2 separate regions of the Homo sapiens genome follow, and region 2 is linked to region 1. A link is a contact called in ENCODE Hi-C or POLR2A ChIA-PET data. All regions are on one chromosome and are shown on one strand. The core of a region is the stretch at or near the end of the contact, and the rest is flanking DNA. Distances in the headings are between cores, read along the strand shown. Region 1 has its middle 35 kb from the start of TEX48. Region 2 has its middle 59 kb from the start of TNFSF8.

Region 1 (5,942 bases), core at 3,143-5,642:
ATTGTAAGAATTAAATGAAATCAATTAGAATCATAGCTGGCACACAAGTTAACTTTGAATAATACCTTTGCACATGCCAGTTAGATAAATTTAAAATACATGTCTATATGTTTTTGCTAGAACATGCACCTGTGGTTTTTTTTTTTTTTTTGGAGGGGAGTCTCACTCTGTTGCCTAGGCTGGAGTGCAGTGGCGTGATCTCGGCTCACTGCAAGCTCTGCTTCCCAGGTTCACACTATTCTCCTGCCTCAGTCTCCTGAGTAGCTGGGACCACAGGTGCCTGCCACCACAGGTGCCTGCCACCACGCCTGGCTAATTTTGTTTTTGTATTCTTAGTAGAGACGGGGTTTCACTGTGTTAGCCAGGATGGTCTTGATCTCCTGACCTTGTGATCCGCCTGCCTTGGCCTCCCAAAGTGCTGGGATTACAGGCGTGAGCCACCACGCCTGGCCTGTGTGTTGTAAATTTACCTAAATTCCTTCTATGCCTTGTTTACTCAGTACTATGCTATCGGTGAACACTTAGATAGTATGCCAGGGACTATTTTCATTACTCACCTCCTCATGCCCCCACAAGAAACTAGATTAATAAGTATATATATATATATATATATATATATACACACACACACACACATATAGATATACATATATATATATATATATAGTGTGTTTGTGTGTGTGTAATAAAAATTAATTAAAGCAGGAGAGAAGCATTCATTAGTCTGCTTGGGCTGCCATCACAAGATACCATAGGCTGGGTGTCTTAAACCAGACATTTATTTTCTCATGGTTCTGGAGGCTGGAATTCCAAGATCAAAGTGTCAGCAGGGTTGGTTTCTCCTGAGACCTCTGTCCTTGGCTTGTAGGTAGATGGCCACCTTCTCCCTGTGTCCTCACATGGCATTTTCTCTTGTGGCTTGCTGCTGTCTTCTTTTTCTTATAAGGACACCAGTCCTTTTGGATCAGGACCCCACTTTATAACTTTAACATTAATTACCCTCTTTAGAGGCTCTGTCTCCAAATACAGTCACTTTGATGATTAGGGATTCAACAAATGAACTTTACAAGGACACAATTCAGCCCACACAGCCCGACTGGTGTTGAAGAGGACATGGGGAGGGCTCTGGGATGCTTCTTGCGTTCTGTTTCTTGATCCAAGTGCTCATTACACAGGTGTGTTTAGCTGGTGAAAATTCACTGTACAGTGAGGATTTGTAGACTTTTTTTGTAGGTATGTTATCCTTCATTGAAAGCCTTAAAAAGAATTGAATTGTAGCCACTGCTTTCTCTGCATTTACTGATATGTTTATATAGGTTTTCTACTTTGGTCTTTTACTCTAGTACTTTGCTGGGGCTGCCCTACCAAAGTTCCACAGACTGAGTGGCTTAAAGAACAGACATTTATTTTCTCATGGTTCTGGTGGCTGGACGTCTGAAGATCAAGGTGTCAGCAGGATTGGTTTCTTCTGAGGCCTCTCTCTTTGGCTTGTAGATGATTGTCTTCTCCCTGTGTCCTCACACGGTGTTTCCTCTGCAGATATCTATGCCTCTGCCCAAATTTCCTCTTCTTACAAGGACACCAGTCAGATTAGGGCCCACCCTAATAACCTCACTTTAACTTAATTACCACTTTAAAGACTCTATCTCCAAATACAGTCATATTCTGAGGTACTGGGTGTTAGAACCTCAACATATGAATTCTGGGGGGACATAATTCAGCTCAGAACAGGTATCTTATATTGAAATATTCTTGTGGTACTACTATCATGAGGTATTTTATGCATTGCTGAATTCAAATTGCTAGCATTTTGTATAAGATAAAAATAAGCTACGGCCACATTGAAATTTGTCTCACATTTTATTTTATGATGCCATCCCTGTCAGGTTTAAGCATCAAGGTTATAATAGCTTTAAAATGAGATAGGTAATTTTTGCTCTTTGTTCTATTCTGCAAAACAACTATTGTAATTTCATTTTATGTGTGTCTTGGAGGCTTGCTGAAACTGAACAGTAAAACTCTTTTACCTCAAACAAAAAGTAAATCAAAATGGGAAAAGAGAAGGGGAGGGAGGCACGCACAAAAGTAGATGAATGGCACCATGAGTGTATTTTCTGTCCAATTCCCACCCCGTCCAAACACATAAAGGAGCAAACAAAACAAGTTGCATCAAGCCACTCTCCTGCTCAAACTTTCCAGTTGCTCCCTATTGCCCTCTGGAAAGAGCCCACTCTTTACCATAGACCCCCTCAACCTGAAACAGCTTTTATCTCCCTTCTGCACTTTCGTTTTGTTTTCTGAAACAGGGTCTTGCTCTGTTGCCCAGGCTGAGTGCAGTGGCATGATCATGGCTCACTGTAGCCTTGACCTTCTGGGTTCAAGCAATCCTTCCTCCTTGGCTTCCTGTGTGGCTTGGACTATAGACATGTGCTCATCACACCTAGCCCCTTCTGTACTTTTGATTGGAACACTGTCCTACTTCCTAAATGCTCCCCAGGTGAACTCCTCTTCCTCTTTCAGTTTATCTCAGATAGCACCTCCTCCGTGGAGCCCCCCCACCCACCCAGGCTTCTCCCACCCTACCCGACTCTAGTCCCAACTAGAGGTCCTCCTCTTGGCTCCTCCTACTCTTTATGCTGTCCCAGCCTCAGCCCTCCCCTCTCCATTGTTCTTGTTGCTGGGAACCCTTTTATGGCCCGGCAGGGGTGTTGTGGGCTCCAGTCAAACTCTGCAGGATGGATGACAATCTGACTCAGTGGGTGAGACTCACAGACTCACATCATGGAAACAGCCTTTCCCTAATTAAACATGGAAAGAAATGGAAGTCAGCCTTTGCTTTGATGACCAAAACTTTTTCAAGAAGGTAGTGGCTCTCATAATTACATCTAGAGTTAAACACTACACAAGTTTGTATTTAGGAGTGAGGTGGACTTGGGTGGGTGAGGCATGCAGCCCCCTCTCTCTTCTCTTACAGCTCAGAGTGACAGGAGGTGTCTTCTTCTCTTGCTCCTGGGCTGCCTGAGACAGGCTCACTCACTCCCAAGGGAGGATTTAGAGTCTCTAAACTTAGCATTACCTCCCCTCCCTTCTTTTAGCCTTGAATGGGCTTGTTTGAAAGACCATCTGGCTCTTTTTTTGAGCCCCTGGGACATTTGCCCTTGGAAGAGAGCTTGGTTGTATCCTGGGGATATTTGAGAACAGCACTACTCCTACATTGTGTACCAGCGAAATAGAGACACAGATAGGGGAAGCGCTTAAAGTTCCTCCAGTGCTGGCAGAGGCTCTTGCTACCAATAGGTGCTGTTCTGGCAGTGTGTGTTCTAGGGCAGGTGTGCTTCCTGGGCTACCATTTTCCCATCTTCATCCTACCTCTGCCCTCCTGCTGTGGACTGAGTTGTGTCCCTCCCCAATTCAAAAGTTGTAACCCTAACCCCCAAGGTGACTGTATTTGGAGACAAGCCCTTTACAGAAGTAATTAAGGCTAAATGACGTCATAAGGGCAGAGCCCTGATCCAAAAGGATTTTAGGGTGCTTAAGAGATACTAGAGAGCTTTCTCTCTCTCTCTCTCTCTTTCCTCTCTCTCTTCTCTCTCTCTCTCTTTATCTCCTCTTCTCTCTCTCTTCTTTCTCTCTTCTCTCTCTCTCCTCGCACCATATGAAGACACAGCAAGAAGGTGGCCATCTGCAAGCCAGGAAGGGAGCCCTCATCAGGACCCGACCATGCTGAAACCCTGGCCTCAGACTTCTAGTTTGCAGAGCTGTGAGAAAATAAATGTCTGTTGTTTAGGTCACCCAGCCCATGGTATTTTGTTATGACAGCCTGAGCTGAAAAATACATCTCTCAATCCTGATAGACCTGCTCTTCCCCTTATCTCAGACTGCTTTACCTGTCTAATCCTCTGTCTCCTTTTTCTCCCTAAAATCCTAGATGTTGGCATTCTTCAAGGTTTTGCCCCTTACACCATGCCCTTCCTTCTCCCCTTTCCTGTTCCCACTCTTCCCTCTTTCTTCTCTTTTCTATACTCTGGCTTTCACATCTTCAGTTCTAGCCTCACTGTAGGTAATATCTTCATTACTTCTCTCCTGACTCCTATCTGGCATTTCCAGCCACCTCCTGAAGTTTTCTACCTGGGTTTCCTTTCATCAAAGATGGTGTCCTCTCCACTCTCCCCAACCAGAAAATTCATGGCCCTCCTGACTTCCTTGTTTACATCCTTGACACCCCACTCCCCCTGCCTTCTAATAAATTTCCAAGTCATCTTTGGTCTGCCATGCCTCCTTTCTGGACCAGGGAAGAGGGGGTGTGAGTTGCAGCCTTAGGGAGTGGTTAGCAAACCTGGTCGCATAGTCAAAAAGCACCTGCAGGAGTGGCCTCTGTGAGTCATGAAACCACAGGGGCCCCACCTCTTGTGTTTTTCTTGGAATCGGGTGTGTGGGTGTGAGCGCCCTCTCACGAAGACCTCTGCAGGGTTGCATCCTCAAAGGAGGGCAACAGCTGACCTGTGCAGAGCGCTTTGCAGTTTACAAAGCACTTTCACATACCTTGACTCATTTCCACCCTACGACAACTCCATGAGGCGGGATTATTGTTCCGCATCAAGAGCTGAAGGGACTGAGAGTGACTTGCCCAAGGTCAGCGCTAGAAGGTGGCCAAACTGGGACTCAAATCTGGTTATCCTGCTCACAGACAGAGGAATTCCCTGGGCACCTCTCACTGCTAGGCCCTTGACATTGGCTCTCTCAATACGTGAGGAAAGTTGAGGCTCAGCTAAGTGGGATGATTTGCTTAGGATCTCCAGTGGGTGAGTGCTGCCCTGAGGCTCTGAACCCATGTGGATCTGACTCCAAAGCCAGTGTATGCATGACTTCACTAGGTGCATGGCCTCCCAAATCCCAGGGCTTCCCATTAACCCAGAGGGACTTCCTGATGGGTATTGAGCCGTGGCTTGTCATCTTGTTGAAGTGGCTTCCAGCCTGGAGAGTCATCATCTCCGTCATCACCCTCATGTTTGGCACTATTTATTGAGTGCTTACCATATGCCAAGCACTGTGTCTGATGCATTATATACTTGATCCCTGCGTTGATGCATATAATGATGCAAATTCATCTGCTGAAGTCCTACTGTCCAGTATTTCAGAATGTGACTATATTTGGAGATAGAGTCTTTAGAGAGGTAATCAAGTTAAAGTCACCACGATGGGTCCTAATCCAATGTGACTAGGGTCCTTAAAAGGAAATCTGGACACAGACACATACTGAGGGGAGACCATGTGCAGACATGAAGAGAAGGTGATCATCTATAAGCCAAGGAGAGAGGCCATGGAAGAAACCAACTCTACTGATACCTTGATCTGGAACTTCTAGCCTCCAGAACTGTGGGGAAATGCATTTCTGTTTAAGCCACTCAGTCTGTGGTACTTTTTTATGGCAGCCCTAGCAAATGATATATCTGATCTCATTAGGTTCTCACAGCCATTATGGTAATGGGCTTCTGATCCCTAGGGGAGCCCAAGGCAGGAGAGAGAGAGGAATGGGCCCCATGAGGTTGTCTGAGAATGACCTGCTGACAATCAGACTGGTGCCCACAAAGTGGCAATTACCCTGGTGAGGCTGCCAGGGTTCGGGTTGTTGCCATGGTAAGGGCTGGCGGCCCCCAGCTCTGTGAGTTCAGAACCAGCCCACTGAGAATGAGAGCAACACAGCTGCACTTGACTGGGTCCTGCCTCTGTGCCAAGCACATGCTCAGTGATGTCAAAGAGTCTGTGGGTGGGAGCTGTCATCACCTTACTGTATGGATGGGGACATGGCGGTTCAGGGAGCTTCCCTGACTTGCCCAGGGCAACACAGCTTACAGGGACTAGAGGTAGAACATGAACCCAGTTCTGTCTGGCTCCAGGACTTGGCATCACACCAAGCAACTCAGAGACATGGCATCTATATT
Region 2 (5,587 bases), core at 1,795-4,294, 270 kb after region 1:
CATACCATTTCACAAAAGTAAGCAAACATTACCTGTACTCCTTATATAAGTTGGTCCCTCTCTGGGTATACCCCCTTGCTTTGTGTACCCCTGCCTGGTCTCCCGAAGTGACAGCTCTAATGCAATAATACATGATTCTGTCTTGGGCTCCTTTTGCCCCACTGCAAGCATCACCTACATTTATGTAACTCGAGGAGCCCACAGAAGTGTTTTTTTTCTAGGTGATGTCTTTTTTTTTATATGTATATATCTAAATAGAAGAATGGCTAACTTAAATTTTAAATTTATCTCAACAGATAACCTGTTTGATGTCTTGACAGGCACCCTACTATGAATATATTATATGTCATCATGGGGAAAAAAAAAAAGGTTGGGGTTTGAAGCCAGAGCAACTTGGACTTTGAAGTCTGGGTTGTAGTCATCACTTGTGACCAGGCCATTGTTCTCTCAGACAAGGATGTGTCTCTCCTTGCCTCCTGTTTCACCTTCACTTACCTAACCTCCACACTGCAGCCAGAGTGATTTGTCTAAATCATCCCTCTGTGTAACAGGCTTTAAAGTATTCCCCTTTTGTATATTCCAAGTTTTCTGGATTTGTCACCGGTGAGCAGTGACTATCTGGGCTGGTGGCATGGGGGTAAAAGAATTTACCAAGACAGCTGTAGATGAAGAAAGGCAGATTTATTAAAGAAAATATGAAAATAAGTTGCGAGTTTGCAACAGGCAGCTGGTAAGAGAGGAGCCGACTGCAAGAAAACAAAGGCTTGCTGGGGATTTTATAAAATGGTGTTCATGCTGTATGCTGAGGAGGGCTTTGTGCAGTGCTGATAACGCCAAGGTTGCAGTGAGCTAACTTGCAGGTGTCTGGTGATAAGTTAGGTGCAGGAGGGCTATATGTGCTGGACCATGGAGAGAGGTGGACTTATAGCTGATCTGCTTTCTTCTTTTTTCTTTCCCCTGGTCCCACCAGCCTGACTTCCTTTCCCTAATTAGGACTCCACAGTATTGACCATGCATTTCTTTTACATTTATAAAAAGGCTAAGCATGAGAATGGATAAGTAAAATGTGAGGGTACACCTTACAGCAGTTAAGATGAATGAAGTATGTCTTTATATGCAGTAGTGAAGGTACATCTCCAAATCATTGCAAGGACTGAGAAGAGCATGTTGCAGGTGGGTTACTAATATTCAATATATGTTCAGTTTTGGGCATACAAAAGAGTAAAATAAGACTCCAGGTTTAAAAGGTCCAGTAGATAGTATTCCCTTTACTTGCCAGAGTTCAAAACCATCTCACTCCGGGGTCCTCTGGTCTAACTCTCTGTGTACTCTCTTAAAGGGCCCTTAATGTGGATTGAGGTGAAAAAAGGGCATCCCCTCCTATGATGGGATGAGGATGAGGAAAAGCAGAGCACCCCAGAAAATTCTTTCTTTTAAAAGAGAAAGCCAGGCTGGATGTGCTGGCTCACGCCTGTAATCCCGGCACTTTGGGAAGCTGAGGCGGGTGGGTCACTTGAGGTCAGGAGTTCAAGACCAGCCTGGCCAACATGGCAAAACCCTGTCTCTACTAAAAATACAAAAATTAGCCGGTACAGGTGGTGCAGGCACCTGTAGTCCCAGCTCCTCCGAGTCTGAGGCAAGGGAATCACTTGAACCCGGGAGGTGGAGGTTGCAGTGAGCCGAGATCACGCCACTGCACTCCAGACTGGGCAACAGAGGGAGACTCCGTCTCAAATAAATAAATAAATAAAGCCAAACATACATAGGCACGATGGTAGACTTAGTTGTCATCCATTTTGCCATGTGCTTGTCACTGTGTCTCAGGTCTCTTGTCTCTTTATTCTCTGGAAGAATTAATTGTAAGCCATTTCATAAAGCTTTTAGATGGGTGATGGGGTTATGTTGACCACTCATCCTCATGTCTACCACAGGATTTCTGTGCTTCAGAATATCCAGTATTTGATAGGTACTGCTTTGTAAGTGGTCTTTAGGGTTTTTTTTGGCACAAACTCCCAGGTGGTAGGAGATGTGAACATGGTTTTACACTTCATTAAGCCCCCAGGTAGGCAATGATCAGGCCCCACTATCATTCATCCAGAGCATGGGTCTCTGGTGCTTAGCCCTGCACTGGGCACTAAGACATTCACAAAGCCAGGCTTCCGGCTTTGGGGTTTTCATCAATGGTTTAAATTACCTTCCTAGTCAGCTCTCTGCAACTGTCCCTTATGAAAAAGCTAAGCCTCAGTCACAGGGTGACTCACCAGGATTACACCACGTATTTCCCCACTTTGAGGCCTTTGCTACCTATGTCCCTCTGCTTGTGGTGACCTTTCTTCCACCAATGAACACATACTCACCCCGAAGGCCAGAACGCCTTTGCTGATTCCCATTGCACCTCTCCCATCTTGACCATCAAATCCTTCCTCTGTGCACTGCTAACCCTTCTCCAAGGTTGCCAGGTATTGGATGTTGCTGGGCGCATGTCTGACTCTCCCAGTAGACTGGGAGTTCAGTGAGGGCAGAGGCCTTGGCTTTTTTCATTTACGTATTTTCTGAGATGCAGTGACTATCACATGCTGGAAGGGATGACACTTGAGTCCGCCATTGTGCCATGAGCATACTTGGCTCTTGGTACCTATAATTGCCGTTCCCCTGCTCCTTCTTGGGGTCCTCTCTTATCAAAGAGAGCTCAATTCATTTCTGGATCCTAGAGGGTTCTCAGGAAGAGTGACTATGTAGATGTGGTGGAAAGAGAACCAGCTAAAGAGGCCTGGGTTTGCCTCTCTCCTCTCTCAGCTTCCTGGGCATGAGCAAGCCACTTTTCCCTCTCTGGGCCTCAGTCTCTGCCTCTCAGTGGGGACTGCCACTCCCAGCTCTGAACATGTAAGAATCAGTTGCTGTTTACTGTGCTTCTTTCAAGTCAACCTCCCCTGTCTTTCTGTCTCTGTCTCTCTCTTTCCCCTCTGTCCTTCCTCTTAGGTGCATCATAAACCAAGAGTTTACAGTAAAAGCACAGGAAGAGCTGAGTGATGTGTTCTCTTCAGGAAAGTACCTGGTCCCCCAGGGAGCTGGGGGCGCCTCCAGAGCCCCTGCCTCCCGAGCTGTGGCTCCTGAGGACTTTCAGTGTAGACCTGGCAACCCAACCTTAGCCTTTGATGTGGCTCTGACAGTGCTCAATGCACAAGCAGCTCAAATTCAGAACCGTGGAAAGGCTTGTTGCTTTCTGTCACTGACCCTGGAGACTGATCAGAGGTTAGGGTGATGGGGGGACAGCCTGGGGGTCTCTCAGGGGAGTGGCACAGAGCATGAATCTTGATAATCACACACACATGATCCCCAGACTTCAGGTAGGACCAGCTTCTTCTTTCACTCAATCTCTCCTAAAGAGGAAACCAGACCTGCCCTTGTAATCTTTGTGCATCCTGAGAAGCCATGCGATGCCCAGAGGAAGTCCCTGAAGGGCCATCATATTGAACAATCAGCCCTTGAATCTTCAAGGGTGTCTGTGTTCTTATAAAAAACTGAGAAATCCTAAATTTGTTTGTTCACATCTTGTTTTTCTTGGTAGAAATGATGGAGGATTCTGAAGATGTGGTTTCAACTCATGGCTTTCATTCATTCATTCATTCATTTTCTTGGCAAACATTGGAGGACCTATGTTATGCAAGGCACTGTGCTGGGCATCAGGAATACAAAGGCTTTATATAGGTAGGTTGGTAGATAGACAGGGATAGATAGATAGATCAGTGGAGACGGAGATATGGATCTAGTTTTAGATCTATATCTATATCTTGCAAGGCTTAGAGTCTGGTAGTAGATGCAGGCATCATACAAATAGTGACACAAATAACTGTGGTAACTTGCCAGAGGGAAAATGATGGTGAGCCATGAACCTATAAAATGAAGGAATCCTGATTTATCCTGGGAATTAGGCAAGGTTTCCTGCATAGGGCCATTTGAGCTGAGTATCAATGGAAGGAGACCCCCAAACCTCCTGCTACCAACACTCATCAAACTAATTGTAATGTGGGTCCTGGAATTAGGCTGCTTGAGTTTCAGTGTCTCTACTAAAAAGTAAATAATTTTACAAAGTCATTGAGGACTTAGTCTCCCTCCTTTTACAAAGTCATCCAACCCCAACCCTAGAGTATATCCTTCAGCCTCAGGTCATAAGATGGGTGCTGCTCCTCCAGCCATCACAATTATTTTCCGGTGCAAAGAAGGGCAGGACCAAAAGCCAGAGGGGACATTTCGTTTCAGAGAAGTTAACCATGACCTCTACTCATTGAATATTACCTACAACTCACCGGGCAGAACTGGATCTTACAACTACTTCTATTTTCAAGGATGTTGGCGTGTGCACGTGCATGTTTTGTGTGCGTGTGTGTGTGTGTGTGTGTGCAGGGTTGGTAGGAGGAATTTTAAATCGAGTATTTTGCCTTTTTGAACCAAATCAGAGGAGACTGGGTGGAAACCAGCTCTGTCTGCCAAGGCTCTAGTTGACATTTATTTCCTTCATTTCCTTTTCATCACCTTTATCTTTTTCCTGCTCTTGGCAACACCGACTGAAATTACTTTTGGGAAATGAACGTGCTCCCAGATGGAAATTCCTGATGGTTTACCTTCTCAAACCCAAAGAATGAACCTTCAGGATTTTGAATCCTAAGCAGAAGAGACAAAGCTAGCAAAACAGTGGGAGTACATTCATTTCAAGGAATGGTCAGAATTATGCCTTCATTTTCTGCTTCTTAGAACCCTGGAACTGCTTGATTCCTGTTCTTTTCAGACGCAGACTCTGTGTTTTTTGTTTGTTTGTTTGTTTTTTTGTTTTTGTTTTTTTGGTTTTTTTTTTTTTGAGCTTTCTTTCAGATCCAAGGAGCTGAAGCCTCTGCTCCCTCTTCCTAGATGCCTCCAGTCAGAAGTACCTTCTTTACCCCTGAGCACCCAGCTCTTCACTCAAAGCTCAACCTGGTGCTCAGGTCGGTTGGCTTTTCCCTTTTCCGTGGTCGCCTATGAGTCTGTCCCCCCGTCCCACCCCCATCTAGTAGACTGTAAGATCCTTGAAAGCAGAGGCTGGGTCTAATTCATTTTAAAGTCTCTAGCAACTAGTATGGTGATTAGCACATGTGGTTTCTAAATACATGTTTATTGTTGTTGGTTTTGGCAGGCCCAGCAGGGTGCTGGCACTATTATAAGACAGAAAAGCAGAAGCGGGTCTTGGCCGTGGAGGGGCTCCTGACCATGTCTCTAGACCTCTTAGAATCCTACTAGCTGATGGAGTTAGTGACTTCTTATTTTTCAGGAAGTTTTGACTCCTGGAGCCACCTTTCCCTCTATATTACAACAAATGCTGCTGCTGCGTTCTTCTTCTTCTTCTTCCTCCTCCTCCTCCTCCCCCCCTTCCTCCTCTTCTCCTCTCCTCTTCTTCCTCTGCCTCTTCTTTTTTATTTTCTCTCTTTTTTTTTTTTTGAGATGGAGTTTCACTCTTGTTGCCCAGGCTGGAGTGCAATGATGTGATCTCGGCTCACTGCGACTTCCATCCGCCTCCCAGGTTCAAGTGATTCTCCTGCCTCAGCCTCCTGAGTAG

The links. A loop is a pair of places that touch in the nucleus more often than their neighbours do. ChIA-PET counts read pairs that join two places held with the same protein, here RNA polymerase II (POLR2A). Pooled maps may share reads with other maps.
Region 2: a loop to region 1 is called in a pooled map, with 6 times the contacts of the local background. The contact joins two enhancer-like sites. A Hi-C loop is called at or near these places in 8 of 50 pooled maps. POLR2A ChIA-PET finds 5 or more read pairs at or near these places in 5 of 52 experiments (A673, activated CD4-positive, alpha-beta T cell, activated CD4-positive, alpha-beta memory T cell and 2 more).

The regions. Positions count from the first base shown.
Region 1 is chr9:114,714,584-114,720,525 of GRCh38, forward strand. No RefSeq gene overlaps it. Among named protein-coding and RNA genes, the nearest start is that of TEX48, 35 kb to the left of the region's middle. RefSeq lists enhancers at 3,754-4,953, 4,321-4,440. Within about 2 kb of position 4,393, at least 3 of the 41 ENCODE cell types and tissues checked have a DNase peak (open chromatin) inside an H3K27ac peak, as active enhancers do.
Region 2 is chr9:114,986,892-114,992,478 of GRCh38, forward strand. No RefSeq gene overlaps it. Among named protein-coding and RNA genes, the nearest start is that of TNFSF8, 59 kb to the left of the region's middle. Within about 2 kb of position 3,045, at least 2 of the 41 ENCODE cell types and tissues checked have a DNase peak (open chromatin) inside an H3K27ac peak, as active enhancers do.